2 separate regions of the Homo sapiens genome follow, and region 2 is linked to region 1. The links are chromatin contacts, found by Hi-C or POLR2A ChIA-PET in ENCODE. All regions are on one chromosome and are shown on one strand. The core of a region is the stretch at or near the end of the contact, and the rest is flanking DNA. Distances in the headings are between cores, read along the strand shown.

Region 1 (2,700 bases), core at 8-2,507:
TTTTTGGGGTTTTTTGTTTTTTTTTGTTTTGTTTTGTTTTTGAGACAGAGTCTCACTCACTCGTCGCCCAGGCTGGAGTGCAGTGGCGCAATCTCGGCTCACTGCAACCTCCACCTCCCGGATTCAAGTGATTCTCCTGCCTCAGCCTCCAAAGTAGCTGGGATTACAGGCGTCTGCCACCATGCCGAACTAATTTTTTGTATTTTTAGTAGAGACGGGGTTTCACCATGTTGGCCAGGCTGGTCTCGAACGCCTGACCTCAAGAGATCCGCCCACCTCCGCCTCCCAAAGTGCTGGGATTACAGTAACCCTGTAATTTTTCCGGAGCTGCAAGAAGCGGGTCTCAACTAAGGAAACCTGGTGAAAATGCGTGCCACTCCCAGGGATTCTGATTTGATGGGTCTGGCACAGGGACCCAGAATCTGTGTATTAAACAAGCTCCACCAGTGATGTTGATGCAGATGACTGTGGATCCACCCAGAGGGAGGCTTTGTGAAAGATGGGCTGGAGGGTGCAGGGTCCAGGCCTCAAAGGCTGGTGGGTCAGACCGAGAAGTTTGATCTTTATATGAAAGGAAGGCTGCTGAAGATCATCAATCCTAGGAACAACATTATCTTTACAAATACCCTTCCTCAGAATCGCTTGAACCCGGGAGGCAGATGTTGCAGTGAGCCGAGACAGTGCTACTGCACTCCAGCCTGGGCGACAGAGCGAGACTCCGTCTCAAAAAAATAAATAAATAAATAAATAAAATAAATAAATAAATTTCCTTCCTCCAGCTGCAGGGCAAAAAATGGGTTGAAGAGCCGGACTGGTGGTAACTGGTGTGGCCATCCAGCCTGGAGTCGATGTTGGCATGAATGAAGACACAGGCAGTTGGGACAGAGAGAAGCGAGTGGGATGTGGAGGTGACCCGATGAAATACTGGCCCGGAGATATGAGGCATGAGGCGGGGAGCACGAGGGTGTCGAAGGGCCAAAATGTGGTAAGAGAAGCCGGAGGAGTGTGAGGACAGGTGGAAGGGATCCAATGTGGGATCTAAGGGGTCTGAGACCACCGTGGCCGCGGGAGGCAGGAGAAGGTACCGCAGAGCTCCCGGTGATGTGTCAGGAGGCCCTACACTCGCGCGTGCACTGGCTCGCAGTTTGGACAGAGACCCTACAGGCCAGGCCGCAGCTGCGCCCAGACCACCCCCAGCGGGTGAAGACTGCCGCGGCGGCGCAGTTCCCGGCATGCCTCCGGCCGGTGACTTCATCCGGCCCGGGGCCAAGGCCCGGCCTCCGCTAGAGGGCGCTGCTCTCAGCAGCCGCGCCGCCCGGATGGACTCGCGCCAGAGTAGGACAAGAGAGGCAGGCGGCGGCTGCTCCGTGCGGCTCCCACGCCTCTCGGGCGGCAGGTCCTGCCTCGGACCTGGGACCACTGGCTGGCGCCTGTGGCTCACATCTCCACGCCTTTGCCCGCTCCTCCCAGGAGCCCGAGTCAGAAACCTGTGCTTCACCCTCGAGAGCGCTGCCATCCTCCCCCTCAACCAGACGGGCATGGCGTCTGGTTGTCCGTCCTGTCTTCTCATCGTCTCAGAGCCCTTCCCTGACCCCTACCCTCTCTCAGACCAACAGGATGATGACAGGAAGAGGATCCAGGACCAACTCCTAGCGGTGACCTTGAGAAAACAATCTCATACCCCAGTTTCCCTTACAATGCAATGGAAATAATACTAACAACCCTGGAAGAGTGTTGGAAGGACTAAACGAAATCATCTTTTTCAGTACTAAGCAGAGGCTCAGTGAGCATCAGCGTTTTTTTGTTTGTTTGTTTGTTTTCTTGAAACTGGTTGGAGCCCAGGCTGGAGTGCAGTGGCATGATCTTGGCCCACTTGAGCCTCAATTGCCTGGGCTCAAGCCATTCTTCCTCCTCAGCCTCTGGAGTAGCTGGGACCACAGTTGCATGCCACCACGACTGGCTACTTTTGTTCATTTTTTTTGTAGAGTTGGGGTCTCTCTAAATGGTCTTGAACTACTGGACTCAAGCGATCCTCCCACCTCGGCTTCCCAAAGCACTGGGATTACAGGCATGAGCCACTGTCCCCGGCCAACATCAGCTATTTTAACACTTCTCTCTGTTGCTGGAATGTACTCACTGGCCCCAAACTCTTCAGTGGCTTCTGACTGCCCTCAGGATCAGTCCACACGTTTAGCTTGGCATGCACAACCCTTTCAGTCTCGTTTCTTGTCATCTCCCACGTCCTTTGTGTGCTTTATCACAGGCTTTGGCCTGAACACTCCTTTGCCACCTTTTCTACCTGCCTAAACACTCCTCACATTTTGAGACCCAACATAAAAGCATTCCTATCACACATACCACCTGCACCACCTCCCCCATAATGATCCCAAAGTTTTAAGATGCCCAGAACATCTTTGCTGCTGCTGCTTCTTTTTTTTTTTTTTTTTTTTGAGATGGAGTCTCGCTCTGTCGTCCAGGCTTGAGTGCAAAGGCGTGATCTCAGCTCACTGCAACCTCCACCTCCTGGGTTCAAGCAATTCTCCTGCCTCAGCCTCCCGAGTAGCTGGGACTACAGGTGTCCACCACTATGCCCAGCTAATTTTTGTATTTTTAGTGGAGATGGGGTTTCATCATGTTGGCCAGGGTGGTCTCGATCTCCTGACGTCGTGATCTGCCCACCTCGGCCTCCCAAAGTGCTGG
Region 2 (2,721 bases), core at 219-2,718, 220 kb before region 1:
TTAACCGTCCCTCTTAACACACGGGAACCTATACCATATGTGAAAATTAAAAGTCAATTATTTGAGCACTCAACTTAAGCAGTAGTTGGGGAAAGAATAATGTCAAAGAAATACAAACATTTGGCTGGGTGCAGTGATTCACACCTGTAATCCCAGCACTTTGGGGGCTGAGGTGGGCAGATCACTTCAGGCCAGGAGTTCGAGACCAACCTGGGCAACATACGGAAAACCCCGTCTCTACTAAAAATACAAAAATTAGCGGGTCGTGATGGCGCGTTCCTGTAATTCCAGCTGTTGGAGACGCTGAAGCAGAATTGCTTGAACCTGGGAGGCGGAAGTTGCAGTGAGGCGAGATCGTGCCACTGCACTCCAAGGCTGGTGACAGAGCAAGACTGTCTCAAAAAGAAAAGAAACACAAATATTTGAACTCCAAATATTCTTTGTGTGTAGAAAAATCTAATGGATAATTAAAACTAGAGCAGAGAGAAAAGCCTAGGAGTTGAGAGATTTTTAGATACGTGACTGAAAAGATTGGAAAAGGCTATCAGTTTTAATGCTTGTGTCTGTCTTTGTGTGGGCCATGGTATTTTGGAAGAGCACCATGGAGGAGGAAGTTTTGCAGTTTTGCACCAAGGGACACCAAGAAACAGCGTTGTTCTTGGTAATGGCAAGAAATTGAAAACAACTTAAATGTTCATCATCTGCAGAATAAAGTACATGTGCATACATAATGATACCTATATTGCAGTGAAAATGTAGGTTTAACTCACAATTGTGGATAAATCAGTTTTTAAAAGCAAGTCAGAACAGTACATTTTAAGTCAATTTGCATGAAGTTCAGAAATGCAAAAATAACACTTTTTAAGGGTACATACATTAAGTAGTCAAACTTAAACACAAGGGGAGGGAGTCGTTGGAAATTGCTATGTAGATTTATTTCCAAAGTCTCGTTAATGTTTTGTTTCGTATTTTTATATACACTGGTTTGTATAATACATTGAATGATTAAAAGGGGATGCTGGGCCTTGAGAAAATAACTGGTATTACATGAAATGACAGAGGGATGCCTCCCAGCTAATAATTTTATTTACACAAGCATTGAGTAGTTTCTGTAAATGGAATAGTAAGCAGACGTTTCTGTAAGGTGTTTGGTTATGGTTGGGGAAAAGGTTTAGAGAAGTAGAATGGAACCAACACATGAAAGGCAGTGAAAATTATATGTGAGGCAGGGCACAGTGGTTCATGTCTATAACCTCAGCACTTTGGGAGGCTGAGGGAGGAGGATCACTTGAACCCAGGAGTTCATGACCAGCTCATGCAACGTAGTGAGACCTTGTCTCTACTAAAAATGTTAAAAATTAGTCGGGTATAGTGGTGCATGCCTGTGGTCCCTGCTGAGACCAAGGAGGATCACTTGAGCCCAAGAGATTGAGTCTGCAATGAGCCAAGATTGTGCCACTGCACTGGGCAACAGAGGAAGACCCTGTCTTGAAAAAGGAAATCGTAGTGTGGATTTCATGTGGTAAGTGGTAGGGAGTAGTAGGTTTTTGAGCCAGGAGAGTGTGAAATGAGTGATGTTTCAGGTTGTTTATGTTGAAAGGTGATGAGGTGTGAGCTTTGATGCCAGGAGGCTAGCTAAAAAGCAGGAGGACTAAGATTATGGCAGAGAGAATAGAAAGGTAAGATCTATGGCCATACCACCCTAAACGCACCTGATTTCGTCTGATCTTGGAAGCTAAGCAGTGTTGGGCCTGGTTAGTGCTTGGATGGGAAACAGGTTAAGGATGCAGGGTGAAGGGTGATTTAAACACAGGTTGGCAATACAGAATGAAGAAGGAAGATGTTTAATTTTTCCACTTTTACTAGAATTACTGCAATATAGATAGTGTATTGTTCTTTAGCTTGTCTGTTGAAAGTTACTACCAGTTGGCTCACACCTGTAATCCCAGCACTTTGGGAGGCCAAGGTGGGTGAATCACAAGGTCAGGAGTTCGAGACCAGTCTGGCCAACATGGTGAAACCTTGTCTCTACTAAAAAATACAGAAAATTTGCCAGGTGTGGTGGTGTGCACCTGTAACCCCAGCTACTCCAGAGGCTGAGGCAGGAGAATCACGGGAACCCGAGAGGCGGAGGTTGCAGTGAGCCAAGATCACGCCATTGCACTCCAGGCCTGGCAACTGTGCGAGACTCTGTCTCAAAAACAAAAGTTACTACCAGTCTTTAAGTCTGTTTTTGAAAGCTGATTCCTGGTGACCAGTATGACATTAAAGTTGATACATGAAAGAGACTACGGTGCAGATAAAAAGTTTATAAGCTCTTTATTCATTTGTCTTTGGATCTCAGTCCTTTTGCCTCTAAAAGTTTTTCTCATCTAAAAATAAAGAAAAATAGATTTTACCTTCTTAGTTTTATGAGGATCAGATTATACCAAATGAGATGATTACTACGGTGCTGTGTGTCAGACACTATTTTAAATGTTTTATTTAGACTAATTTATTAAGTCTTTTTGAGTCAGAGTCTCACTCTGTCACCCAGGCTGCAGTGGCTCACTGCAACCTCTGCCTCCAGGGTTCAAGTGATTCTTCTGCCTCAGCCTCCCCAGTAGCTGGGATTACAGGCACATGCCACCACACCTGGCTGATTTTTGGTGTTTTGTTGTTTTGAGACAGAGTTTTGCTCTTGTTGCCCAGGCTGGAGTGCAATGGCATGATCTCAGCTCA

Evidence for each region. A loop is a pair of places that touch in the nucleus more often than their neighbours do. ChIA-PET counts read pairs that join two places held with the same protein, here RNA polymerase II (POLR2A). Pooled maps may share reads with other maps.
Region 2: a map of psoas muscle shows a loop between it and region 1 (2.2-fold over the local background). The contact joins two enhancer-like sites. A Hi-C loop is called at or near these places in 6 of 168 maps with a recorded cell type or tissue (B cell, CD8-positive, alpha-beta T cell, chondrocyte and 2 more), 12 of 37 single-sample maps with no recorded cell type and 15 of 50 pooled maps. POLR2A ChIA-PET finds 5 or more read pairs at or near these places in 5 of 52 experiments (B cell, H1, WTC11 and 1 more).

What each region holds. Positions count from the first base shown.
Region 1 is chr5:139,516,819-139,519,518 of GRCh38, forward strand. No RefSeq gene overlaps it. Among named protein-coding and RNA genes, the nearest start is that of STING1, 35 kb to the left of the region's middle. Within about 2 kb of position 1,258, at least 30 of the 41 ENCODE cell types and tissues checked have a DNase peak (open chromatin) inside an H3K27ac peak, as active enhancers do; they include CD8-positive, alpha-beta T cell, where a contact is called at or near this core.
Region 2 is chr5:139,298,168-139,300,888 of GRCh38, forward strand. All of the region lies in intron 1 of MATR3 (matrin 3), which reads left to right. It also overlaps the pseudogene RNA5SP195. Among named protein-coding and RNA genes, the nearest start is that of MATR3, 5.8 kb to the left of the region's middle. Within about 2 kb of position 1,469, at least 2 of the 41 ENCODE cell types and tissues checked have a DNase peak (open chromatin) inside an H3K27ac peak, as active enhancers do; they include CD8-positive, alpha-beta T cell, where a contact is called at or near this core.